Regions from separate parts of the Mus musculus genome. Here regions 1, 2, 3, 4, 6 and 7 are each linked to region 5. The links are chromatin loops, found by intact Hi-C in ENCODE. Cell type or tissue: heart. All regions are shown on one strand. Region 1 overlaps Gm32357 (a long non-coding RNA gene). Region 2 holds the start of App (amyloid beta (A4) precursor protein). Region 3 has its middle 160 kb from the start of Gm32461. Region 4 has its middle 240 kb from the start of Gm32357. Region 5 has its middle 4.6 kb from the start of Adamts1. Region 6 has its middle 66 kb from the start of Gm32624. Region 7 has its middle 180 kb from the start of Gm32357.

Region 1 (4,000 bases), 450 kb before region 5:
CTTACACAGATTTACCTTACTAAGCATCTGCATCTATCCGTGAAACAGGCCTTAAATCCAACCAGAAAATGGCTGATAATCACAATCATGTTCATGACACTGTTGGACAGATCTGTATGTTTTGCCAAAATAGTTCTTATTTTAAGCACTGTGTTCACAGCAGCGTAAGACTGACTAACTTTCTTCCTCCGTTGCCTTCATAATGCCTTCAGGAAATATGGAAGCTAGCCTTGGAGGAGGGGGTTGATTAAGGGCTAAACACTTGACTATGGTTAAGTCTTTTCGACTTGGCAGGTTGTAGGTCTCTGTTTTGATCATAATCAAGTACAAAAAAAGAACTTCAAGAGTGAGTGTTAAGAGATGAGCTAATCTATCATTATAATAAGTAGTTAGGAGTCCATTTAGCAGAGTAAAAATAGTGACTTCTTTTCCGGAAATTGCAATGTGTTTTGAAATGGGTTCTTGATCCCAATAACGATTCCAAGTTTGAGCTTCAATATGTGAAAAGGGCCTTAAAGGGAATCAGAAAGTGATTAGTGACTCTAAGGATATTTATGCTTCCATGGGACCAGTAGGCATTTCTTGAGAGACTCATAATTGTGACTTGCATCGTTCACATATGTGCAATATGTATAGACCTGATAGTTATTTTGCTCCTCTGGTAGCATATTTTTTTCTTTTCTTTTTCCTTTTTCCCTTCCCCTTCCCCTTCTTCCCCTTCTTCCCCCTCTTTCCCTTCTTCCCCTTCCCCTCCTTCCCCTTCCCCTTTCTTCCCCTCTCCCTTTCTTCCCCTCTCCCTTTCTTCCCCTCCCCTTCCCCTTCCCCTTCCCCTTCCCCTTCCCCTTTCCTTTCCTTTTTTTGCTTTTCTCTTTATTTTTTCCCAGTTAGAACTATGAACTTAGACAGTAGGAAGAAAACTTTGATTTGAATACCAGCTTCGGTTTTTGTATTCTGTGACTCAAGCATGCTATGCTATCAGTAATAGTGTCATTGTGTCACAATCTGGAGAATAACTAAGAACATGGCAATAGCCTTTATGTCTAGTGGTCTAAAGGACCTCACTGGTCAATGATTCTGAAGAATTTAACCCATTCCCAGTCCTGGGAGTTTTTATTTGTTAGCTAGTCGTGTCTAGTAGGAATATTGTAATCTCATTACAAAGTATTACCTTTTTAACTCTTTATGGAAATTTACTACAATAGAAACTATTCTAAGAGAAGACATTTAATGATAGTAGGCAAATAAATGTTATTTACCAAATATGGTATTTTAAAAAATGTGGTGATCTGAATATTGCTAATGTCATATGTTTATCTTCATCATGAAGTTTTCAATGGTTTATGAAATAAAGTTTTATGTTTATCTTTGCCATCTTGCTGTTTTCTATGTAAATCTTCCAGCAATCTCAACACTGTGCTTTCATTCTTAAGATTTTCTCTCACATAAGATAAGAGGTTCCATTAAAAATACATGAAATCTTATACAGGAAATTCTGATATAATTTTGTAAAAGAAAAACTTGACTAACATACTTTACATACCATAAGGGTCACCCCACCCTGAACACACACATTTTCTCTCAGTACAGATTTCAATTTTACTAGCTATTTTCTAGAGTTGAATTTTACAAGCTTAGTAAACATTAATTTCTGAGTGCTTCTGCCTGGGGCAAGATGAAATAAATTTAAGGACCATGTTTTAGTATCTGTGCACATTGTTTCTAGCAGAGCTGGTCTACTTTATGAATAAATATGCTACCTCCACATTGTATAAGTATAATTTCATAGGTAAATGAGCATCTGTTTTTCAGGTCTCCACATACTTTATTGACAAATACAGTTTATAGGAGTGTGTTATATGCACTCAGATGCTGTCTTCTCCTTTATGTCGATGATGCAGTAGAAATACATAAATGAGCGTTTCTCTTCTCAGATACAGCTCAGTCTTTTCTTTTTCTTCTTGGGAGACATTTTTCCTTCTTAAAGGTCATCTGGCATTCTAAGGGTTTCTTACTTAGCACATGATAATAGAATGAGTGTTAGTAGGGTGAGCTGTACAATAACTAATTGTGTACCTCATTATGAAGCACTTTTTAATGTTTTTTATTGCCATAAATTTATAAAAGTTCCATTTGGGAACAGTATCTGTGTGAACTAGATGTGCTTTTCCAGTTCCAGGGATGACAAAGGTTAAATTCAAGCTCCCAGCTGTTTCCCACATGCTGGGTTTACAAAGGAATGTATCCAGCTTCCTTCCTCTGTTGGTACCTCCCCTGTGTTCTTATCTCTCTTTCCTCTACCCCTCCCTTAGAATGACAGCCCTAACTAGGTCTCAGGGACTTCAGGCTGGTTGATAAGAGACAGGATGTGAATGGTTCCTCTGGAAAAAAAAAAAAAGCTGGATTGAAAATGTGCCTCCCTCCCATAGACCAGGCTTAGAACCAGATACTTACATGCACACAGAACTGTCTCATCAACAACATGATTACTTGATTTGGTGAGTATAGCAAGAAGATATCAAACAAAATTTAAATGGATAACAAAATTTCCATCACTTAGTTGCCAGGCTCCCATTTATGATGAGATAGAGTAGAAAAAGGAGAGGAGAGGGTAAATAATTGTCTACCTAAAATATGAAATATCCATGTAAGAATTCTTGAACGTCTGAAAAGTGTATGGTACATGGAAAAAAGAGACTTGGTAGATGTTAGCCTGTGATTGATTTTAAAAAATATATACATTATCTGAGTAAAGCCAATGTAATCATATTCTTCTCAAGATGAGAATTTAATCTAGCTAATGCCAAAAAATTGCAATCACAGGTCTCCCAATGTGACAGAAATTCAACCTCAACAAGCGTTTTCTCTTGCAAGTTTTAGGTGGCCATAAATAAATACTGAGATTAGTCTGGGGCAATGTGGCCAGTTTCCAACGTATAAAATGAGAAATTGTGAACCTTCCATCGAACCCATAAAGATCTGGCCAATGGTATGATCCACCCTCCCCCAACTCCACACATTGCCTCAAGTAATGAGCACCCTACTCCTGACACCTGGGCTGTAGTCTAGGCCTTAGGCTTACATTCTGTGTTAATTTGTTACAGAAACCTATCAATCTAATAGGACAGAGTTGAATATTGACATACATACATGCACAGACACAAGCTTAGCACTGAGGACTGGTGACATACAAGCGATCAAGCACAACTTCAAAGACACAAAGCAGAGCAAACCCGGCCCCTTATGCTCCAAAGTAAATCCTACCATGACCATTGACCATAGAGATATGTTTCGTGTAATACCAGAAAACATATATGAAAGTAGGTCCTTAAGCTTAAGGATTCATTGCATCAATAAATCAATCAATCAATCATCATCATCACCATCATCATCTCATAATACTGTAATTACTAACTTTGTGTAGAAATTCTTTCTTATCTTCTTACATTCACCACTTTCCCTAACAATACATTTGTTAAATGTAACCTGTTATAAGGCGATGCATGATTTTATTATCCTTAATATGCTACCTTCTTCCAAGACTTTATTTCTCTTCTGGCTAAATGACAAGTTTATATATTCAGGGAATGAAAACAATATAAAATTGAATCACTCCTTTTTTAACTTAATGTTTTTTTTTCTTTAACAAACAAGCATTTATATGTAAAAGGAAACATGCAATGTTTATCTTTCCGAATCTCTGTTACTTCTCTCAGAATAGTTGTTTCCAGCTCCATTTAGTTACCTGCAAGTTTCAAATTTTCATTTCGCTTTAAATAAGCATATTCCCTTTAGAATACCCACAGAGGTTAGGTAGCTAACAAGGGAGCAGAAAAAAGAAAGGAAGCTCCCAAGGCGGGAGAAATCGTATATAGTGCTATGAAGAAATTGAGGGAAGTTTATAAAGAAGGGTTAAATACTTTGGGAACAGAATGAACGCGGGATGTATGAGGAGAGGAGGGCAAGGTAGAAGAATAGATCTGTGGAAAGATTGCTCTAACTA
Region 2 (4,000 bases), 640 kb after region 5:
GGATAAAAATGCACGCATCGCAGCCTTAGCTCCTCAACCACATTTGGGAGAGGCCTGCGGGGTCGGGTGACTCAAGCTCGCGCGGGGACGAGCCGAGAGCGCTCCCGACTTCCCTGGAACCTTAACGTCCTACGGTTCACCTTCTCCCGATTGCGGGGTCCTCTCCCTGACCCAGATCACTCCCCAACTTGGTTCCCAGACCCCATCGGGAGCGCGGCTCCCCTTAGCCCAAGACGCCGCACCTGTGGGCTCTGGGTCGCCTCCCGCTGCGCTCGGGCGCAGCTCCCCGAGGCTCCGCTAGGGGTCTCTGTCGGGTGGCGAGCCGGGTGGGCGGGATCAGCTGACTCTGCCGGCTGCGAGCCCCGCCGCCTCGCTCCAGCTCTGTCAGTTTCCTCGGCGGCGGGAGGCGAGAGCACCGGGAGCAGAGCGAGCGCGGGGCCACCGGAGACGGCGGCGGCGGCGCGGACACAGCCAGGGCGCGGCGGATCTTCCACTCGCACACGGAGCACTCGGTGGCCCACGCAGGATCACGATGCTGCCCAGCTTGGCACTGCTCCTGCTGGCCGCCTGGACGGTTCGGGCTCTGGAGGTGGGTGCCGCGCCTTGGGAACGAGACTGGGGAGGCGGGCGCCGGGAGGACGCGATCCTCCCCACCGAGGAGCTTGAATCTCGAGACGTGGGGGGCTGTCACGGGTAGACCGCTCCTCGCCGCCCCCGCCTGCGGGCGCCCTGCGCTTCGGCGGCTCTGGCCCAACCCTGCCCGGGGACGCGCTGCCCGAGCGATGAAGAGGGAATGGGTTAGGGCGCTGGGGTCCCCATATCCGTGCCAGCCTAGGGCTGGAAGGCGAGGGGACGAGCCTGAACGCAGACCCTGACTCCTCCCTGCGTTGAGAGCTGGACTCCGGGATGCGAGAGACACCCAGTTCGAGGGGGAAGGGACACGTGTGGAAAACCGAAAGCGTAGCGTCTCAGGATTCAGTGCCCTGCGAGGAAATCGCCGCCCTTCCCCTTCCTTGGGGTCCTGGGTTGGAATGGGGGCAGCTCTGGATGCTGGGGAGCGCCTGGCTCACACTCCCTTCCCACCCCCGCCTGTCTTGACTGCGAAGCTGGGCTTTGCTCCTGGCGGCCGCGGGCGGCGGCTGCCTGCGCAGCGACCCTCTCCCGAGTCGGTGCGGGGTCGCGCACCGCCGCCTTCCTTTTGCAAACTTTGTGCATTTTCGTGTCTCCCTTTTGTGTAAGTTCCAAGTGATGGGAGGGATCGGAAAGTGCGGCCACCCGGCACCGTCCCTCAACCTGGACGTCCAGGACTCTTCAGTGCACCTCCAGTTTCTCCCTGAGTCTGAGAAGGTCCCCGGGAACAAAAGCCGCGACACCCCGCCCTCGCCGTCCAGGGCGCGGTGGCGGAGCCCTGGTAGTTGGTGCGCCACCGCCGTTCCTTTCCCCGAGCTGCGCGTCTGCCCCCGAGGGCCTAGAGGTGCTGCTAGGGCCCCGCGGTCTCCCACCCCCGCATCACCACCACCTACTGGCAATCCTGTGAGGGACTGCAAAGTCCTGAGAGAGAGAGAGAGAGAGAGAGAGAGAGAGAGAGAGAGAGAGAGAGAGAGAGAGAGAGAGAGAGCGAGCCGGGAGTGAGGCGTGCGTCTGGGAAGGGCAGTGCCTGGTGGTGGGGAGGCTGAGGCTCCAGGGCATCAAAGGAGGCGTTTGTCTGATTAAGGTGCGGCCTCCTATGGGGCAGATTTGGGAACTCTAGCTTAGTCACCCTGGGGGGGACACAGGATGCTGGGGAGGGTCCTCAGGGTTCCTTTTTTTTTTAAAAAAAAAAAAAAAGGGGTGCAGATAAAAGGATTGAATAGGGTGAAGATTAAGACGGAGAAGATGGCGCCTCTGCAGTGCAGCAAAGAAAAGCTGTGTGGAGGCTGCAGCCTGTGAAATCCACCCACCACTAGGTGTATAACAAGTCTTCCCCATTCATCCAACTCTCCAGCATGCAGCACAAGGCTTGTTTTCCTTTTTATCCAGAGATGCCTGGAAGTTGTTTGCGTGGCAGCTGGTTTTATTTCTCTTCATTTGTACCCTCTTCACCATCTAAGCATTTGCTAATAGCCCTTCCTCGTCGTCCTCCTCTTTCCCCTCTACCTCATAGGAATTTTCCCAAAAAGCAATTTCCGGGCGAGTGTTTTCCTGCAATTTTGTGGGGATTGGCTAGGCTATCACACTAGTATGAGTTTTTATTTATTTAATTTTTTTTAGCTCTTAATTTACAAGGTCATTGAACTTTTAGCCCCTCTGAATTTTTTTTTTTTTTTTAACCCACAAGTGGCTTCAGAATCTGTAAGTCACCTCAGACTGGTTAAAACAGGTCTTCGAAGAGTCTTAAGAATTTAGTGTTCCATTTTTTTTTTTCAAAGCCATTTAATCAAGGGAATTCTGATTTCTCTGACGACCTAAGAATTTAATTGTATAGTCATTCGGTTTTTCTAATTGTTTTGCTGTGCAGAAACACGACTAAGTAATTAAAGGAATAACTTTAATTTTTGGAGCATTTTACTTTTCTTGAGCATTTTTTTTAACTTGTATAAAAAGAGTCACAGTGTAGGCCAAGATGAACTGGATTTATGTTTTGGCTTGTGCGATTGCATATCCTTTTTCTGCCGAACATTTGGAGATGCTCCTGCAGTTATCATCACCTTTAAAGGGTTACTGGGAGCACTACATTCGTGCCTTTGGTGAGTCACTGGAAGGATAGGTAATTCATCCTGATGAGGTTTGACACACTTTGCAGTTCTGCGTCCACTGAAGCCACAGAATTATGAGTTGGCTGCGTTTTGTAAATCACAGAAAATCCGTCTGCTGCAGGTGGCTCTGCAAAAAGAACCCGTGTGATGGAGGGTGCTGATGATGGGGCCATGAGGGTACTGATGCTGGGGTCTCGAGGGTGCTGATGCTGGGGCCTCCAGGGTACTGATGCTGGGGCCTCGTCTTCCAGGGCGTCGGCATTTCCTGGTTTGGTTTTATTTTCCTGGTATGTTGAACAGAGGCATGCGTTTAGCAAACCGTGATGGACTCATCTTGTTTGCTTGTATAGAGCTGATAACTATCAACTTGCCTCGGTAGTGGTGGCTCCTTCACTGTCTGCGACTGCTGCCCGGTAGTGCCTCTCTGATGGTAGAAGCCTACTCATAGAACAGCGAAGCTGACATTCTTTTTTTGACAGGGATCCATCGGGAGTCACCGGTTACTGCTTGTCAGTGGGAAGCCATGATACTGGCAGACTATAAATGCTTCTTTCTTATCACCCCCAAGGGATAGCGTCCCTCATTACACTTGTAAGGCTGCAAGCAATTAAAAGATGGAACCGAGGAAATGAAAAGGTATATACAGGATCACAAAACTAAACTGGAAAATTCAAGATTTAAGATTAAATAGGAGAAAAATAGGATCAATGGGCTACTGGTTTGAAGGAAGGTGAAGTTACTTTTACGGCTAAGGTTTTTAAGTTTTTAGTTTACTGTTTATGACACGCCAATTTTCTATATCTCTGTGTTAAAGATTATCTGTCAGTCATCCTGCATATAGACGTGAAGAAGGTGCTTAATAAAATATTATGCGTTATTTTTGCAGAGGTGTTGTCGTGGGATTTACAGGGCATCTTTGACTAATACATTTCTTTTCTAATCTCTGCCTTTTATGTCAAGATGGACCTGCACAAACATACTTTAAATATCAAGCTCATGTTTACTTGACTGTATATATTTTATTGCCTTCTCCCACACTGGGTACAGAAGTATGCAGGGTGAATAAAGCATGCACATAATTATAAAATAGGAGTGTTGCGTACCAAAAAAGAAAGTACAGATTAGGCAAAGAAAAAAAAGAAAGGACACAGAAAGTGGGGTACTCAGAAAGTGTAGCAGGATAAAGACCTAGAATTAAAAAGAGTAAAGGAACAAGAGAACACGATAATCCTGGGATGTTTCCTGGGTGAAAGTCTCCAGCCAGG
Region 3 (4,000 bases), 840 kb before region 5:
TCACCGTTTGAAATAAGGTTTAACCAAAGAGTTTACATGGAGTTAAAAAGTGACCAAGTATTTAAAATGAGTCAAACTGTGTGTGCTTTGTTCAGTTCAGGTCTGTTAAATATCAAGGGTGGACGTGCCAACCTTGCTTAAGATCAGCACTTAAATCGGTCAGCTATCTCATGCTGATAAATAACAGAGAGGCAGGCAGAGACTGCCTTTTAAAACTAAATAATCCCAAGAAGGCAAAAGTTGAGCCCTCCTGAATCGGATCCATGAACACCCATATGTGATTCCATCTGTTTGCCTGTCTATTCTTTTATGTTCAAACCTGCAGAAACACCAGATCCATTCCCATAAGTAATTTCAGTGACTAAAATATACATTATCGGGGTAAAAAAAAAAAAAAGCACCACACATGGAAGGCTAGGAGAGAGTCTATTTAAGTGGCAACCTCAAATGCCTTTACTATTTGTCTCTTTAGGGTGGAGAATCTTGGGTTAGGAACAAAGCCTGTTAGGCAGGGAGCTTAATAATCATCAACTTTCTCAAACCAAAGGACAAAACCACCACTGTAGTATTCTGATCTGTCAGCAGTCTCTCTTCTAGTTCATTCATCACGAGGTCCCTAGATTTAACAAGAACCCACTTCAAAGACCATGCATGGGAAACTCACCTCTTCAACAAAAGTCTTCTTTGAGCCTCTGCAGAGGGATTGCTTCTTTTACTCTTTATCCCAGAGGTGAATTTCATGTTTGCTGATACCATAATCTCTAGCAATAGACTTTGAAGTACTAAATAATTATTGTATATATGTTTCCCATTGCAAAGTTAACATGTTTCTAGTACTATCATAGTGTTGGTTTTTGTTTATAGTGAAAAAAACCCTGAATTTGAGAAACATAATGCATAATTTTGCTTATGTCACAGTAAAAAAGAATATTTAGGAATAACAGAACATTAAAAGATGGTGTTTAGGCATAGTGAGATGGTTCTTGCTGCCAAGACTGATAACTTGACTTTGATGCCAGGGGCTCACAGGGTGGGAAGAAGAGAGACCCAACTCAACAAGCTGTCCTCTGACCTCTTCGTGTGTGTTAAGGCATGTGCTCCACATACAATCACAAAGAAAATAAGGATAATAAATCACATGAACTTCCAAGCTCAGTTAGGGGACTGGAGAGATGGCTCAGAACTTATGAGCACTTAAACGCCTGCAGAGGACCCAGTTGGATTTGGTACCTAGCACCTATGCCAACTCTGACTCTAGAGGATCCAAGGTTCCCCTCTCCCCTCAAAGACTCCTGCAAACAGATAGTGTGTATATACATATATATATATATATATATATATATATATATATATATATATATATATATATATTCACTAGGTCACACATATTACATAAACAATGTTTTCAAAACTCTAGATAAAAACTCTGATGGAAAAATTCTAAAAAGTAGTGTTTATGATAATTTCCAGACTTCACAGAAAACACCTATGAGTGCTTTTCAGATTCTCTGCGGCATGTTGTGACGTATTTTCTCTGCTCTGGTTGTCACGTATTTTCTCTGTTGGCCTGCATCCATTTGTGAATACCCAGGGACAGTTTTTGATCTGAATACTTCTTTCTCTATTTCTAATTAGAATGACTCTTAATTTTACACATGCTAGGGTGGTTTTCATCACATGAAACTGAGGTAAATGACATTCTGTTTTATGGACGAAGGAACTAGAAGATGGTGTGATGGGCAGCCTCAGATCCCTCTGTAGGAACACAGGTTCAAGGGCAACAGCTTGTTTCCAGTCACTCATTCTCTGGGACCTTGTCTTTGACTGTTGGACTTCAGGTCCTTGCCTGCTTCTCCCAGCTCTGGTGTGCCAATCACTTGGACACAAGCATGTCATGTGCCACTTTGTATTGTCAGTCATGTAAGCTGACTCAAAGTTACTGGAAGCTCTTTCCAAATCTTATATCAGAGGATGAAAAACAAAGGGCATGCTTATGACTCAAAATCTAGAAATTGCTTGTTTATAACATTTTAGAAAGATCAAAACAGATGTACATAACACTTTTTTAAAAATCTAAAACAATAAAGCCAGTGATGTTATTGTGTGCATGCAGGTTATATAAAGCTTCTTTGTAGCCACAGAGGGTTTGTTGTGGCACAGAGTCGAAGAAACAGAACCAAAAGGATTTGTTCATTTTTGCATGTGATAATGATTACCAGAGTCACAGCCATCAGAAGTGAGTACTAACTACAGGCAAATAAAGTTTCACAAGCCCCAGTGAGCAGCGATTGCTTAACACAAAGACAGATTGCTGTGCTCTGACACATGGAGTGAGAAATATAAATGATCAAGAGTTCCCTCTTTCCAGACTTCAGAAGTGAGAGAGCTGTGTGTCACTCTTCCTTTTATGTTGAGACTGAGGACTCTCAACTAACATGGACTTTCTGGCACAAGATCATTTCCGTAAATATTCCAACTCCAACCACTAGATGTCATGCAGAGATCATAAAGTAAACCATCTTGGCTGCTTATTACATTAATCATGACCAGTTCTGTAACTTCAACATTTAAGGTAGTCTGGGGAAATGTCTGGTTGCTATTAAAGGTGCAGAACAGTAATGCTTTGTCTCATGTTATATTTGATGTTTGCAAACACTTTTGGCAAATATAAAAGACTCATCTTCAAGGTTACAAAAAGCTATTTCAAAAACATGAAAAATGCAGATTCTGGAGTTAAAACAATCTGAAAGTTTTCCAAATATAGAAATGTAGTATTATATGGTAAGAAACGGAATTCAAACAACTAGAATGAAGGTGTCCTAGAATTATTTTTAAAGATTTGGACCCAGGAAGCATTTGGATGAAAAATTGTGTTGGCCATGTGCTAAATGAGTAAATCTGGTATAACACTTAAGTTCTCTGAGTTAACTGTGAACAACTAAAATGGAGTGATTGTGAAAATTCAGTGAAGCACTGGACATAGGTCATTTGGAAGAGTTCTTGACATATTGTAGGTGTTCAGCCAATCATATTAATTGCTTCAATTATGCTTCCATCATGATGAAACTGCTGTATGACATAGTTATGGAAGTAGATTAGAAAACAGAATTTAGCAATGGAATGTGAACTTATAAACAAAATGAAATGTAAGGTTAGTCCTAAAAGATTGCTAGTTCTTCAGGAAGAAAGAAAATGAGACTCTAGACAAGGAGGATCTTTGAACATAACTTCAAAGGATAAAAAGGAAGTTTGACTCACTTGTTATGTGTTAGGAAGTGTTTGTTAAGCTGTGCTGCATACCAGATTCATCTAACCATATAGGGTATATTGCTTTTTAATATTACGTTGTAATTAGCTTACCAAGGGTCAGGTTTTCTTGTGGCTTTTTCTTGAGTCCAAAGTTTTGAAGCCATAGTTTACTATTGAAACTATAAGTTTATAAGTTTTGCATGGGGAAGCCCCAGAGAACCTCAGGACAATACCAGCAATGGCTACTGTTGTGGCTGATCACTGGAAACACATACTAACACCCTCTTGTTCTAGACATCACGTGCATTTGTCATAGGATATAGAGAACACAGGCTGGATCTGAGCTGGAAATTTCTTCCTCTTTGGCTAGCCCATCATAGTACCAAAGGATGCTATAAAGGCAGCTGGGGAAATTTCTATCTAAGCTAAAGAGCTTATAGTCTATAGTAGAAAAAACAAAACAAAACAAAACAAAACTGCTGTTGTTTTTGTGCTAAGTGGACATGATTTTCCCCTCCAAATATCATTCTAAATAATTATGTTTATTCCCAGAGATTAGTGCTGCCATCATCTTTGGATAAGGTGATGTATTTTCAGTGGGTAATGATTAGCAGCAAAGACCCATAACTGGCCAGAGTGCTGAAAATAAATGATGGTTAAAGGATTATTCATAACTGGGATGTCTATACCCACTCAGAGGCCCAATGAACATTGTGTAAGAGAGAAAGACTATACAGTAAAGACTATAAGA
Region 4 (4,000 bases), 670 kb before region 5:
GCTTCATATGAGATGAGACTCATGTGACATTCACCCCCTGCAATAGAATCTGTCAGCATTCACAGTAGTGGGTTCTGAAAGATCTGTTACTTTCAACTGTCTGCTCCCTTTATAGGCTCACCATGAAATGACAGTGGTCACTCTGGGCAGATAAACATCAACATCTGAATTGATGAACTAGGTTTTCTTAGATGTTTCCCCAAGGAGGTTTCAATACAGGGAGAACTGAAACCTTCCAGGGGTAGGATTATGCTGATGCTCCAAAGGAGGTCTGAGAAAACAACACCAGTTCCTTTATTTATCAGAGGCTGGCGGGAGCTTGTAACAATTTTACAAATAATTACAGGACTCCAGCTCCAGACTGCCTATTAGACTGTATTCTAGAGTAAGCTTTTGGAAAGCTAGGTTAGCATCATGCATAAACCAACTTGCCTAAAGTAAAGATGGCCCATGAGAGGAGACTGTAGGCAGTAATTTAGATAGCGGTCAGTGCTGTGTTGATTTATGTGTTTAGTTTGTCTTACTTGACAAATGCCTGCTTTAAAAAATGTATACTCTTCTCTCATATATTACATCCCAACCATAGTTTCCTCTCCCTCTGTCCTCCCCATCCCTCCTCCACCATCTTCCTTCCCTCATCCACTTCATCTCCACTTCTCTTTAGAAAAGGACAGGCCTCTCATAGATACCAATCTAACATTGTACAGAAAGTTACAGGAAAACTAAGCTTTCTCCCCACCTCTGAATATTATAACTGGAAGCGACAAATGAGTAAGAGGAAAGGGGTCCTGAAAACATTTTCTTTTTTATTTATTGGAAATAAATATGAAAATGAATTGAAACACAGTTATCTTGCTAGTTTTTAATAGAGAAAAGTTAACGGTGACTTAAAAAAAAATCTATACATAAAAGTGTAACTGGAGACACGTGCCACCAAGACAGGCAAATCAAAACAGCCTGCTCAATGTGTTGAGCATAAGTTTCTATTGAACAAAAGCCTGCTGAGTGATTATAAGCACTTCCTGATCTTCTAGGTTTCCTGAGTTCAGTTCTCAGAACCCATGTTAGTCAGTTCACAAACAATTGCAACTTTGCATTCAGGTTTCCATCATCTTCTTCAGGCCTCTGTAGGCATCCATATACATTACACACACACACACACACACACACACACACACACACACACACACACACACACAGACACACACGCGCACACATGATAGATAGATAGATAGATAGATAGATAGATAGATAGATAGATAGATAGATAGATGTAAATATTAAAAAAATACCTGTGTAGGGGAATGACTCAATGGATAAAGTGCTAGTTACAGGAAGTCCAGGTTTTGGATTTCCACCACCTATGTAAAAATTGTACCACTGTGGTGACCACAGCTTTCAGGATGCAGAGAGCAGGGAGTACTGGGCAAGCTTGATAGGTAGATGAACAGGACCTATGTTGCTATGGGTTCAGTAAGAGACCATGCTCAATGAGTAAGATGGAGTGATATAGAAAGACAGCCAATATCAGTGTTAGGCTTACATATCCATGTGCATGCACACATACATACACATGCATATGCCCCTCTATATACATGTGTGTCCACATACATTAAAAAAAAAAGCATACCCTCAATGATGCAGAAAAAAATGCTGAGTACAGAATACTCAGAATTCATAGTGAATAAATACCTATGTTTTCACGGCAAATGCACATTCAATATTTTGTTTTATATATTATTATTAATTATACTTATATCAAATTATATTTTCTTGTTATTTAATAAGAAAAGTATATTATTATATCAAAATTCATTCGAATAATTGTGTTCCTTGAGGCTTCCCAGGAGCTCCACCTTGGCACTGTCAAACATCTCCATAGGTTAAAGCCACCTTTCCCAGTGAATGCTCATCTTTAATTTTCAGGCATTTATTTTGGCTCTTTTATGATGTAGTAAGATGGCAGATTTGGGTACTGAGGGGCACAAACACTGGTCTGAACATCCCATTGAGATGACAGACAACAGAGGCACAGCAAGTCTCCCATGTCAGGTTCTGTCAGATGCTTTAGAGACACTAACACTAACTCTTTACCATGGCTGTGTTTACACAAGACAGACTTGACAGAGGAAAATCTATCTACCCAGCAGATGGCAGCGTTGCTGTCCATTCCCTAATACCCTAGATCTAGAAAGTGTGTTTGCCTTCTAGGTACATCTTGCATCCCTAGCTAACATGGGCAGTGGTTCCAGTATGGCCTGTGGAGTTTACTGCCTCAAGCTTATGCCATCCTTTGTCCACTGCCTCTCAAACCCTGTCTTCCCAACTGGGACTTTTAATACCAACCAACTCTCCCATCTACTTGAAATCTCTTGACACTCTATTTTGTGAAGTAGTCCCCATATATCAGGCTTTTCTTCTCTACAAATAAAAATCAAAAGAGAAAGCTTTACCTTCAGTAAATTAGACTCTGGATGCAGGGGAGAAAGGACTGGAATAAATACTCTCCCCTAGAATGAGTAACGTCAGGGACAAATGACATCATCATTTGTATCTGTATCATCAAAGTGAGTGAGAGATGCTTATAAGGCTTTAACGGAGGACAAACCATGTAAAATTTCAGATACATTATTTTATTAAAATACCTTAAATGGATTAGAATGTATCATATTTTTATTAGACATTTTCTTCATTTACATTTCAAATGCTCTCCCCTTTCCTAGTTTCCTCTTTGAAAGTCCCCTATACCCTCCATCCACCCTGCTCTCTCACCCACCCACTCATACTTCCTGGCCTTGGCATTCCCCTGTACTGGGGCATATAATCTTTGCAAGAACAAGGACCTCTCTTCTCATTGATGGCCTACTAAGCTATCCTCTGCAACTAGCTCCGGGGGTTACTGGTTAGTTCATATTGTTGTTCCACCTATATAGTTGCAGACCCCTCTAGCTCCTTGGGTACATTCTCTAGATCCTTTATTGGGGGCCCTGTGTTCTATCCAAAAGATGACTGTGAGCATCCACTTCTGTATTTTCTAGGCACTAGCATAGCCTCACACGAGATAGAATGTATCATATTTAATAGTGGTTTCCAGGGTAAAAGAAATCAGTTTAATTTCATTCAAACTACTAAAGAAGGGTAATGATGAATGTTGGTGACATAAACGTAAACACAGTTATTCAGAATCACCTGAACAAAATATCATGCTTTGTTTCCCATGCATCTCCCTTTCTTCCTCCCTCCCTCCCTTTCCTCTCTCTCTCTCTCTCTCTCTCTCTCTCTCTCTCTCTCTCTCTCTCCCTCTCTCTCTCTCTCTCCCTCCCTCTCTCTCTCTCTCTCTGAGTATTCCTCATGGTCCCTCATTTCCTTTTGAGGCAAGTTCCTCATGAGATTCATCTCATTAAGCTAAGCTGGCTGGCTAGAGAGGCCAAGGCACTCATTTGCTTTATCCTTTCCAGTGCTAGAGTTTTAAACATGCCTCCCCTGGCTCAGAGTTCTTACAAGTATTCAGGTGATGGGACTCAGTTCCTCAGGTTAGTTCTAAGCACTCTGCCGAAGGAACACTTCCCCCAATCCTGCCATTGCCAGTTTCTTTGAACAATTGCTTCCTGAATTTTCATGAAAATATTTCTCCAGGAAATATTTTCTTCATTGTTGTCTTTTTGAGATAACTGTTGTCTATGAAAATGTTTGAGAGATTTTTTTTTAATCCTTTGAATGAAGAAACACATCAAGAATCTACTTTCTTAAATCTTATTCAATGTTGAGGAAATATTCACCCTAAAAAGTAAGGAAAAATGTCTATGATTTTTTTTTAATCTGTTTTCTCAACCAAATCGAGCATGTGGTAAAGTGCTTGTGGCACACACACAGGTCTTTTCTTTCTGTGGAAAAAGGCTCTGCTGTTTTACCATGACCTGGAGGCCACTGGGTGCTGGCTGCCAGGGACAGCTGCTGAGATGATGTCAGTGGGCAGGAGGAGCCTGCAAGAAAGGGGCGG
Region 5 (4,000 bases):
CCCGGGCGCCATCTTGGGACTGCTGCCACACCCGCTCCTCACAAAAAAATCTTACTGACAAATGCCCAACAGTGGATAGATGGAACTCCAGAGTCCACCTCCAGTAGAAAGAAAGACTAGGTTACTAACCTACAGTTAAATTTTCTGATCCAGAATTGTTCCTGTTTAAAAAAAAAAAAAACTGCAGAAACAAAAATGGACAAGAGACTGAAGGAAAGGCCATTCAATGACCAGCCCAACTTGGGATCCATCTCAAGGGAAGGCTCCAAGGCCTGACACTGTTAGTGATGCTATGATGTACTTACAGACAGGAGCCTAGCATGGCTGTCCTCTGAGAGGCCCTACCAGCACACATTAACGTCACCTACCTATTTACAATTGTATACCCTTTTTAAAAGTAGTTTTCATTGTAAGTGTGTACATATGTTTATGTGAATGTAGTGTGCATGCACGTGTGTGTGAGTGTGTGTGTGTGTGTGTGTGTGTTTGCATATATGTGTGCCTTGTTGCTTGTTGCTATGTGCTTGATGGAGACCATGGGATGATGTTAGGCTTCCCAAATTCCTTCCTCACATTATCCTCTTGAGAAAGTGTTTCTTCACTAAATCTGGAGATGGGAAGTGACCAGCAAGCCCCAGCATCCCTTCACTCTCTACCTCCAAAGGCTGAGGTTACGGCTATTTGACTACGTGCAGTTTTCTCCATGAGCTCTGAATTATCTCCATTCTTCTGATCTTTTCAGGCTAAATGTGTGACGTGAAAATAAAGCTAAATGCTTGATACAACAAAATGCATAGGCTGAGACATCACACTGCATCCTCAAAACACGCACAATCATTATGTGTCAAGTAGATGCAATATTTAAAAAATGGGCTTTTTTCTCTGGGCACTATTCCTTGAGATGGTATATGGCATCAAGAGAAATGCTTAGTCAGAATGAAGTCACTACAGTCTGAGGACTCCCAACTGTGTTCTTAGCTCCTTCTTTACTGCATTCAATATCTAATGTTTCCCACATTAGCAGCCTCTCCTGTTGATTACCTTCAATCTGTTACCTTCAGTCTTTGCAAGGTTTGCCATCGTCGATTTTTTCATACAAGGAGTCTGGGGCCCAGTGACAGTCCTAGATCTCTTAAGGTCATAAAGTAAGGAGGTGACAAATTCAGAACATCAGAATTCAAACTCAGATTTATCTCAATCTCCAATCCGGTCGGCAACAAGGGCAGAGAACAGACTCATCCCTATACGTGGACATGGCTCTGTTAATCTTTCCAGACGTGAGCATATGCATCCCCTGATCTGTGTATGTTTGGAAAATGCTGTGGGAGGGGAAGACTGGGAAACAGCATAGGACTTTGCAGACAGCTGAGTGTCAGGGACTCAGAGAAGTCTCCATTTCTCAGCCCTGATGCATTGTCATGGGCCATCTCAGTTCTAAATTTAACTACCAGTTGTCAGTAGGAAGGAGTACTGGCAAATCACAAGTCGTCGTCCGGTACAGGGCCTTACAGGTTTACAGTAAAGTCAGGAGCAAATCTCACTCCCAACACTTTTGGAAACCTGGCTCTCATCTTCTGGCTGTAATAGAAGCTGGGGGATACCTCCGATCTCTGCCTACTCATCAACAAACTGCATGCTTGTTGGTGGTAGTTCAAACGTCCTTCTTCAAAGTCGTGCGTGCCTCCTGATGACTAAGATAATATGCTTTTAACTCCAGTATTCATTAAACTCATGAAATTGTGCTACTATACTTTACCTTAAGCAATAACACATCTTCAAAATATGGCTTTTAAATCACATTGTATTGGGAAGTCACTTACATTTGGGATGATCACACACTGAAGAAGAAAAAAAAAAACTGTCTGGCTAAATCTATTTTAAAATTTGTCTTTTGTTGCCCCCTGGTGGTTGAACATTTTCCTCACCCTGCCCCGCCCCCACTCCACTACCAAACTTTTTTTTTTCCCTCATCCTTTTTAACTTTTTGTTGTGGCCAAGGGAAATACCTTAAACCTGGAAAAGCAATTAAAGCCAGTTCCAAGTGTCAAGTAGCAATTCACACACACGCACACACACACACACACACACACACACACACACACACCAAAACAAAAACCATGCATAGCAAATGAATCAATGATGCTGTAATTCTCTCAATAGATTGCACGTCTGTGATTTCTTTCTCCATTTGAGTTGCACTGAGCTCTCAACTGTGACAAATAAAAGCAGCCAAAGATAATTCTCGTTTTTAAAATATCCTAATAGTATTTGGATTAAGCTAACAAAATCACATGCTTAAAAATTAGCTGCGGGCTTGAAAATGTGTAAATACAAGTAATATTGAAATATTTAAAAATTGGTTTACAGATTCCTTAAAATGGTAAGAGAAATCTGTTACATATCGTTGGAAAGACATAAAACTTTTGCAAATTCCTAGTTTAACTGGAAAAGAAAACCAAATACCATTTGTTGTAGACTATCGCCACCTTGTGGGCTAAGCAAGAGGTACTGAAGCTGGTGACCCTTTTAAGGTGGAATTTTTTTTCTAATATAAAATTCCTTTTTCTAATAAAATAAAATTAATAATTGTAAAAAGAACATAAGTCACAAGTCTGATAATATATTTACTTACCAAAGATTTATATTAAAATACCAAGAGATATTTTATTAAAAATTATGACTGTGGTAGTTTATTTCTGAGATCCCCAGTTTCATACTGAATCATCTTGAACAAGTTAATGAGCCACTTTAAGGCTCCCCTCTGCTATATTTTTCAGGAAAATAAATTAGAAAGATTATACTTCTCTCAGATCTTCCAGTGTACAAATTTGGGGTTGGTAGATACCCTATGTCCAAATGGAATTAATAATTTTTCAGACTTTGATGTTTATTAAACTCACAACCTGCTTAAAATGGATGTTTTCTTTCTGAAATCTCCATTTAGATAAAAAATATTCATTGCTCCAGCGTTGACATTTGTTCCTATGTACTCCAAAGGGAGACTAACGCCAGACGGCTTTTGCATTTCTAATTGGCAGAGCATGTAGTAGGAGTTACAAATCAAAAGCCTTCCATGCTTATGAAATGTGCTCATTAGCTGTTACTGTAGGTGATATTTACACTCAAAGAATCCTAATAGCGCCTCCATATTACCAGACTTCCTCACCTCCATGGCTGCCTGGAGAGTGCTCTCTTTGATAAAGACTTCACGAGAATTATTCTGTGTCTTTAACCTGTGGATCCTTGAGACACGCAAACATGGAAGAAACTCATTGACGTTCACAGTTGATACCCACTTCTTTTACTTCAAACTCTACTTTTTTTTTTTCCCTCCCTTGGGGACTCAGTGTGTAAAAAAAAAAAAAAAAAAAAAAAAAAAAAAACAAGTCTTCTTTTATAAGCTTGAATTTTGTATTTTGAGATGAATGAGTTCAGGTCATCTCAGTAAGTTCCCAAATAAATAACTTCTTGAAGTCTTCCTCTTAAGACGCGTTAAGCTGGTGTTTCTGCAAGCTCATCTATGAAGAAATACACTCTATAGGAAGAAAACCAGAAGTACAAGGGACAGATGTTAGCAGAGCATAGGGATTTCGAGTTGCCGACACAAATCCAGGAGCAAGGGTTTTATAAGTGTAACACTATGCAAGTTACTACAACAACCCAGTGTTTCACCATTGTCTCTCTGGTCAGTAAATGGAACCCCTAAGATCTTGCTTTTTCATTCAGATATTTTCTTTCAATTTACATTTTGCTTATACAGATGGGTATGTGTTATAGGCTTGTGTGCCAAACACACAATGCTGATCTTAATTGTTTTAAAAGTGGATTAGAGACTCTTCTGAATGTGCACTATTTTTTTTTCAGTTTAGTAATTGGCAACTCCAATACTCATGTCTCTGTTGAAGCGATTAAAAAAGAATCATTTCCCAGAACTACAGGTGCACAACAGATTGGAGCCATTATGCAAAAGAACAGAAATCTGGAGAGAAACCCAGAGAAT
Region 6 (4,000 bases), 1.1 Mb before region 5:
TATGGTATTTGTAGATAAGAAAGTATTTTTATATGAGAAATTTTGTGTTTAAAATTTCTAAAGGGATATCTAACATTTCTAAATTCTCTTCTCAAAGGTTATGAAGCAATGCAGTTAATTTCGCTGTCAATAATATAAAGCAAGACTGCGTTTATAAAGCTTTAAAAGTCATGGGATTCACTGTCATCTTCTGAGCACTGAGGGAAATTTACCGATTTCTCAGAGAAGGGTGGACTTGGCTGGGTAATGTGCTGGCAATGTCCACAAGAAAAACTCTGTATGCTTTAGTCTGTTATTGTGATTTCTAAGCAAATCTGGTGTTGCCGCTGGTGGTGCTTTGTTTTCATTGGTCAAGAACCATGAAGTGGAAGGAAGTATGGCTTTCCAAAGTTATATCAGTTCCTACAGCTCTTCCTCTCAGACGGGAATATCAGATGGGCAAGACTAGAACAATGCAGCCTAACGTCCATGCCAGCTCTGCCTGTTAGCCTCCTCTCTGGCAAGGACTTGCACAGGTACAGGGGTCCTGACGTCAGACATGTTTGCTAAGGGAAGGATCGATGGGTCACAGTCAGCCTGGAAACCCGTGCATGTTATTTTAGCTGAGGCTCCCATTAGCAGTTCATCTTTGTATAGATGTGCTGGCAAAGCCTGTCTTATAGGAGGCTGACTATAGGATCAAAGTCTAAAAACAAGAGTAGATTGATTTCAGATAAAAGAAATGATGATAACAGAGACCCAATTCTCCATCTGCAGATGATCAGCTTGCAGCCAGGCAGAAGCATCCATCAGTGGGCGGTGCCTGGCCTGAAAACCAGCCTATCACTGCCTATGATTTCAAATGCAAAGCCAAGACCAGTTCTCAGCCAAAAGATTACTTCAGATTCCTTCAGTCACAGAAGTTACGGGATGACTGGACATACTCCCATAATACCTGGTGTTGCTTCTATAGCTGAGATAATTTTGTAGATTCAGTTCTGGGTGATGAAGTAGTGTGATACTTGGTCTCTCCACTGAGATTCAGGACACATTTATTTCTCCAGAGTGAGGAATTCTCTTTGATGTACTTGGCGTTTTGAGGATGCTGAAAGTTCATGCTGGGTTGGCAGATTAGCACTGGGTCACTCCTGTGCTCTTTCTAATATTCATGATTGTTCTTACATTGCGTAGATTTTGAGAATAGCTAAGTACTAAGGTCATCTTTTGGATATTTATGTACAATAGTGAAATCCTCTCAGCAACTTGGCCTGATATTTAACAGTCATAATGCTGAGAATTCTTTTGATGTAATGTAATGAATTAAAGGATTTTGAAAGTGTTGATGGCTTTAAGATTTTTTTTCTAAATTCAAGCACCCCAAGTTTTGAAGCATTGACTGACTATATTGGATTAATACACTAAGACTTAGAGAAAAATGTTATGGCTCTAACATTTGAAAATTCCATGTAGTTTCTAGTGATAAAGTGTTATTCTCTTGCCTTCATCTGTTGCTTTCTCTGACTTCCAATTTTTGCTCGAAACTTTAAAAGTATCATCTCAGAGTAAAAGTCCGAGGGGAGCAGGTTAAGTCATGCACACCCTGGCAGCTTCAAGAATGTCATGCGTTCTGGGTTTAACAGCTGCTTCGTGAGACCCACAGCCTAAAGTTCTCCCTCCTACATTCTACTGCAAAAGCCTGAAGGCTAGTTTCAGAACATTTCTGAATTCCTCACTCCAACTAGCATGCTACAGAAACTGAGGGACTCTTTTCGGACACAAGATGGCAGTAGCACACCGTTCACATTGATCATTTCCTCAGAGGGATTGTAGTCACACAAATCAGTTATTTTGTGGTAAGTTAAAAGTCCCCCTGAAAGAGGAGGGAAAAGGCCCTTTAAGATTATGACTAGTACCGTAACCACCTTTTCCCTACAACCCCAACTGTCATATCTATACATTTCTGATGTAGTCCTTCAATGACTTTCAAGAACAGAATGAAATACAAAAAGTTCAGGAGTCTCCGTATCAAGGAAAGAAATGCCTAAGAAAGCAAGGTCAACCATTATGAAGATGCCCTGCATCAATAGCCTTGAGACTACATACTGTGTTCTCACAATAAAGTAGGTTTGAGAGGCTATTTATTGATGTTCAACTTGATTTACAACAATCCTTTGTTATCATTGGGTTTTTGTATTATTTTCTTTTCTTTTATGGAATTTTGGAGTTTTGCTTTTTCTAGTTTTCTGAGTTCAAAACACACCACACCACACACACACACACACACACACACACACACACACACACAAGTTGTTCACCACTTACACAAAAGAAGTATTTAAAATATAAGCTTGTTTTTCTTTGTTTATATTTCATTAAAAAAGTATACAATATGTATACTTTCATGTATCAATTAGTCATTCAGTTAAGAATATGTAAGAAAACATTTTTTTTTTTACAGAATCACATATGGTTTCAATTAAAGTTTTGTTATTTGTCTTTCAAAATCTTAGTAAAAATAATGAGAATTGAATCCGTACTCTGGCATAAGAATATATTGAGTTACAAATATCTGTGATAGGTTCATGAAAACTTGGAAACAATAATACAGGCAGAGGAGTCCAGGATGATTCTAGAATTCTGATTCAGAATTAAGACTTCCCTGTTGGCAGAAAATTTCCCGTGGTTTCCCAGAAGCACAAAACTGCCTTGACAGTACGGAACGCAAGGTGGCAGAATGACTTTTCAAAACCTTTTAACTCAGGGTGCTCAAAATTTAGAAAAGTTACTAAAAAGTAGCTAGCATGTACTAATAAGAATTGGGGAAATCCTACATGTTCTCTAAATTTTACGACAATTTCAAGTGTTAGGAAGCAAAGAATGCATATTAAGAAAACCCTACTATGCCAGTTTTTACCACAATTAAAAAATATAGAAGTTTTAGTGACTATTTTTATTGTTACTATATATTTTATAAATTACTAATCGTCTTTTAATGAACCTGTCTTGTGATTTAGCAGTGAATCTGCTTGTTAAGAAAAGTTTTGAAATTGCTTTAACATTTAAATTTCTAACAGACATCATTTGGAGCACTACTTCATTTGAGCTTTTATGTGAAGGCTAAACTATGTTAACATCAGCTTTCCTAAAATAAAATAAATATCTATAATAAAACATAGTACCTATGGCCAGGGGAAAATATCATTGTGAAGGCTGAATACTAACATTGACAGTATATAAAAATATGTAAGCTGAGGTCCGTTTTCATTATTTTTGTAAGCACGACACAAGAATGTTTACCTAAGTTTATCTGAAAGTGTTAGGGTAATAAAAGTTTTTATGAAGCCCTGCCACATATAAAATATTTACTTGTTTGAAATTGTAAAGCTTGTCAGAAAAGGTATCTAGAGACTAGTAAAACTTGGAAAAAAATAACTCGTGCTGTTGAATGGCTGTAAACAACTGTCATTCATCTTCCATTGTGAATACTTACAAAAAGACAAATATCCAGTAGCTGACCAAAAGACTTCGATACTATTAACATGACTACTGCATTTCTGACAAAGTATCTGACAAAATCTCCAGAGCCAGTCACAAGAAACCTCCTTTCAAGATATTTGTGGGATAGTCCAGGTGACTCCCAAAATAATGGAGGCAGTTGGTGTTGCCCTGGGATGCATCCCAGAGGTTGAAGTTACAGAAGGCAGCATCCCTAGGCTATGGGACCCAGATGCTTCTAACTGCATGTAACCTGATGTCCTTCTTCCTGTGGATGAGTTTCCTTAGCATAAGAAAGTCCTATGCAACTTACCAAGGGAGGGAAGGAATTAGTAGCCCTATCCAGCTCTGATACCTATGAACCATAAACTGAACCACCATGTCAAGCTATCCCTAAAGATACAGCATTGGCACGCATGTCTTGGTGGTAACCAACTTCTGTTAAGTTAGATTTAGAATATATAGTGCCTGGTACCGAAAATCTAGGGAACTATCCAGGTCATGGATCCTGGAAGAAAGCCTACTG
Region 7 (4,000 bases), 610 kb before region 5:
TGGTCAGTTGCTGGCAGGACCTTCCAAGGAACCATTTCCAGTAAATTGGCACGACCCCTGGTCCACAGATGGGGCCACCCATCTCAAATTTTTTGTTTGTTTGTTTGTTTGTTTGTTTGTTTTTGAGACAGGGTTTCTCTGTGCAGCCCTGGCTGTCCTGGAACTCACTCTGTAGACCAGGCTGGCCTCTCACTCTGAAATCTGCCTGCCTCTACCTCCCGAGTGCTAGGATTAAAGGCATGTGCCACCATGCCTGCTCCATCTCAAATTTTTTAAGCAGGAAATGTTCCCATCCAAAAGAAGAACAGGGACAAAAAAAAAAAAAAAAAAAAAAGGAATAGAGACTGGAAGAAGGACCAACCATGGAATGCCCACCTGGGGATCCATCATGTTTGCAGACACCAAATCCAAAACTGTTGCGGTGGTTAAGAGAAAACATTGTTTTACATGTTGTTTCCTTTTCTGAGAATGATTGGATATCAATTTTACTAAAAAAGAATGAGTATGAATATGAAGTTTTTCTATGTAGACAATAGTGAAGAGACAGTTTTGTTATACTCTTCTCTGATTATACTACTTGATGTTAGTGGCAGTATTCTGTCATTTTCAAAGGGAGCAAGTGGTAATATCCTTGAGCAAATGAATGTGTTTCATTTTGATCATCTTACCAGGGTTTTTAGTCAAGCTCCTAAAAGTTCAAACATCAAAATTCTTTCTTTCAAATGCTTGTTCTGTGACAAGGAAGTTCATAGGAAGTTCATAGCTTATTAAGTGCTTTGGAGCAGACCTTTAAAAACCTTTATCATTTCCAAATGACATCATAACCAAGGCTCTGTTTTAAAATAATTATAATGTTTGTTAATTCATTTTGTCACACAAGTACAGAACTTAAGTTGTGTCATAGACGTTCCATTGATGTGAAGAGATAATATGACTATGGCAACTCTTTTAAAGAAAAAAACATTTAAGTGGTGATGGCTTAAAGTTTCAGAGGTTTAGACCATTATCAGCACAGTCAGAAGGATGGCAACATCGGGCAGACATGGGGCTGGAGAAGGAGTTGAGAGTTCTACATCTTTATCTGCAGGCAGCAGCAGGGGACTGTCTGCCCCATTGGGCATAGCTTGAGCATAGGAAACCTCGAAGCTTACCCTCACAGTGAACATACTTCCTCCAGCAACCATAGGCCATACTCCTAATAGTGGCACTCCCTATGGGCCAAGCATTTAAACAAATGAGTCTCTGAGAGTTGTACCTAGTCTGACCAGCACACATATCTCAGCAAACAGTGTAAACATGACTCACATTAATATTATTAAGTTAAAGCACAAAAGACATCGTGTTACTCAGAACCACAGATCATGGATTAGATTGAGATAGAATGTCAGTTGCCATATGCATTTTGAAAACATAAAAGAAATGGTGAACACCTTGTTGACCATCGGTTTAAGGATTTGATATGAGGCCATGCATTAGTAATTCTGCTTAAGTGAAAAAAAAAAAAAGTATAGTAAGTGTGATCATAAAAATAAAAGTATTTTTAAATTCAAAATTTATGAAAATGGAAGGTCTTTAGATTTTCATAGCAAAACAGTATATGATATATAATTAATTATATGAATAAATATATTTACAACAACAACCAACAAAGAAATGTAGTGTTTTCTCTTAAAAAAATCCCAGTACTCAGGTTCTATAGGACGAAACCTCTGTGTTTTCATTTTCTTTTCTTTTGTTATTAGATATTTTCTTTAGTTCCTTATAACCTCCCTTTATTTCCCTATATTCCCCCCTCTCTGCTCCCCTACCCACCCACTCCCACTTCTTGGCCCTGGCGTTCCCCTGTACTGGGGCATATAAAGTTTGCAAGACCAAGGGGCCTCTCTTCCCAATGATGGCCGACTAGGCCATCTTCTCCTACATATGCAGCTAGAGACAGGAGCTCTGGGGGTACTGGTTAGTTCATATTGTTGTTCCACCTATAGGGTTGCTAAAGCAGTGCTTCAAGAAAGCACCTCTCCGTCTTCTATCCTGGTATGTTGTTGACAAGGTGGCCACCAGGGGGAAACCTTGGACTATAAACGTCCATGAGTCCTTAACTTAAAATCACAGCACAATTTATTACAAATTAAATATCTAACACGTCATTTCAAACCTCGTTCAAACATTTGAGATATGATTTGAACAGAGTTTAAGTTCTGTATGAAAAATACTTTTTCTTGATTTCACAGTAATCCCATATTAATACAAATCAACGAATAACTGCACGTGTGCGCATTTGTTAGTATGAATGTGCAAAGCTATGTGTGGGTGCATGCAGCTATGTAGGAGTGTCCATGAGCTTCTGAGCTTTAGGGGGCCAGGTGAAAACATTAGACATCTTCTCAATGTCTCTCTATCCAATTTTTTAGACAGGGCTTCTCACTGAACCTGAGGTTTGTCAATTCAGCTTGACAGATTGGCTAGGAAGCCACGGACATTTGGTTGTCTACACAACCTACGTTCTGTGCTTAAAGGGATATTTTCTGCATTAAATTAATGTTCCTTTTTATACTCAGATGTTATATAGTGGAGAAAGATGATCTATGTTTATACTAACAGGTTAATTTCACACCAAATTTCTCCACTATTTCAGAGGTTCTGCAGCAAGGTGAATCACACGTTGGAACCTATGCCTCACACATTTTCTTGCATTAATCATCTAATTCCTTCCGTGGCTTCAAGTCAAATTGCACTAGGTAACAACTTCCCATAAGAAGACATTTGGGGCATGTCTCTTTGCTATGACTAAGACTATGAAAACTCAGCATGTTCCCATGATCTAATACATCCTTATTTGGTACCTTAACAACACTTTAAAGGAATCCTTTTCCATGTTTCTCACAAGGTAAAGGAAACTATGATGCCTAGAATACTTACTTCTGCAGTGCACAGAGGGATGGCTACAGAAGATGACTCAGGTGTTGGAAACTGCAGCTGAACTTTCAAGTGATGCTTGCAATGGTAGGGAGTAGGCCTAGTTCCAGTGTAAACCAATTCGAATCAAAACATTCTAAAACCAAGATATGTTCTCTTGAGTACAATTAGGCATAACTGCTTATATAAGAAGGGTTTGTCTGTAAAAAATTTTTTTTTTTTTTGCTTTGTTTAATGGTCGCTGTTCTCAGGCCTTGAAAGTGAGGTTAGCATAAGATGTAACATTCAAGTAGTTCCAAAATCTCAAGCCAGTTAGCAAGAGACAAGATGGAGTTTGACCACTTACCTTTCCCCACTAAGATCAGGAGTGAACTTGGGCACTGAACCACAGATCATGGTTCTAGTGCATTGCCAACTGCCATTTCAATGGTAAATAGGGAAGCTACAAGGACTTCAGGGCCCATTGCCCACTGCTAATAACGGTCAGCATGCTGTAACAATCTCTTGGACCACAGTATATTGAGGCAGGGCAGTCATACTTAAAAAACAAAACAAAACAAATGAACAGAAAGCTCAGCATTTCTTCAAAGTAGGAAACATAGAGATTGCATGAGTCCAGAAGACTCATCCCAAGATATATAGCCAAAGTCCATAAGCATACAACCCCACAGGAACTTTATGTGTGTGCCTGTAATTTCATGTATGTGAGATGGATAAAGTATTTCTAGGGAAGCTGCTTTTATCTACCAATAAATAATAAAATCCTTTATGTTTATAAGATAGAATATTTTGCAGCATTAAAAGTAAATGAATAGTAATTCATACTATGTCCTAGATAAGTCTTGAGAAACTTTCACTTTAAAGAATCCATTCAAATTACTTTTAGTGTCTTCTACTTTTGTATAAAATCTCCAGAAGAGGGAAATCCTAGAGATGGGGATGGATTAAGGTTGCCTCTGGCTTGAAAGAAGGAAAGGGGGAAGGGCAGTGGGGAGTTTCTTTTGAAGGTGAAAAAAAATTACTCAGAAACTAGATAATGGTAATGTCTGTAGTCTGCCCACACAAAGGTAGTCATGATGAATTA

What was found. Hi-C counts contacts between places; a loop is a spot of excess contacts. Peaks named below come from ENCODE experiments on the same cell type or tissue, not always from the same donor. Only the 100,000 strongest peaks of a DNase experiment are listed, where the experiment ranks them.
Region 1: a loop joins it to region 5, with 2.8 times the contacts of the local background. A loop is called at or near these places in 2 of 42 quality-filtered maps.
Region 2: a loop joins it to region 5, with 3 times the contacts of the local background. A loop is called at or near these places in 2 of 42 quality-filtered maps.
Region 3: it touches region 5 in a loop (11-fold over the local background); 28 of 42 quality-filtered maps call a loop at or near these places.
Region 4: a loop joins it to region 5, with 2.9 times the contacts of the local background. A loop is called at or near these places in 2 of 42 quality-filtered maps.
Region 6: a loop joins it to region 5, with 12 times the contacts of the local background. A loop is called at or near these places in 28 of 42 quality-filtered maps.
Region 7: it touches region 5 in a loop (9-fold over the local background); 32 of 42 quality-filtered maps call a loop at or near these places.

What each region holds. Positions count from the first base shown.
Region 1 is chr16:86,251,111-86,255,110 of GRCm38, reverse strand. All of the region lies in intron 3 of Gm32357 (a long non-coding RNA gene), which reads right to left. Among named protein-coding and RNA genes, the nearest start is that of Gm32357, 17 kb to the right of the region's middle. In heart, no CTCF peak of the experiment used is centred here; a DNase peak (open chromatin) is centred at 2,250.
Region 2 is chr16:85,170,091-85,174,090 of GRCm38, reverse strand. It overlaps App (amyloid beta (A4) precursor protein), which reads left to right and starts at 384. Exons shown (of 18, transcript NM_001198823.1): 1 at 384-589. The coding sequence starts at 533. In heart, CTCF peaks have their summits at 1,086 and 1,940; DNase peaks (open chromatin) are centred at 270, 950, 1,500 and 1,920; H3K4me3 peaks cover 3,166 bases; H3K27ac peaks cover 2,257 bases.
Region 3 is chr16:86,643,511-86,647,510 of GRCm38, reverse strand. No RefSeq gene overlaps it. Among named protein-coding and RNA genes, the nearest start is that of Gm32461, 160 kb to the left of the region's middle. In heart, a CTCF peak has its summit at 2,484; no DNase peak of the experiment used is centred here; H3K27ac peaks cover 564 bases.
Region 4 is chr16:86,473,495-86,477,494 of GRCm38, reverse strand. No RefSeq gene overlaps it. Among named protein-coding and RNA genes, the nearest start is that of Gm32357, 240 kb to the right of the region's middle. In heart, a CTCF peak has its summit at 2,149 (motif pointing right); no DNase peak of the experiment used is centred here.
Region 5 is chr16:85,805,736-85,809,735 of GRCm38, reverse strand. No RefSeq gene overlaps it. Among named protein-coding and RNA genes, the nearest start is that of Adamts1, 4.6 kb to the right of the region's middle. In heart, CTCF peaks have their summits at 1,887 (motif pointing left) and 2,492 (motif pointing left); a DNase peak (open chromatin) is centred at 1,915; H3K27ac peaks cover 567 bases.
Region 6 is chr16:86,880,472-86,884,471 of GRCm38, reverse strand. No RefSeq gene overlaps it. Among named protein-coding and RNA genes, the nearest start is that of Gm32624, 66 kb to the right of the region's middle. In heart, CTCF peaks have their summits at 1,757 (motif pointing right) and 2,690; a DNase peak (open chromatin) is centred at 441; H3K27ac peaks cover 378 bases.
Region 7 is chr16:86,417,711-86,421,710 of GRCm38, reverse strand. No RefSeq gene overlaps it. Among named protein-coding and RNA genes, the nearest start is that of Gm32357, 180 kb to the right of the region's middle. In heart, a CTCF peak has its summit at 2,063 (motif pointing right); no DNase peak of the experiment used is centred here.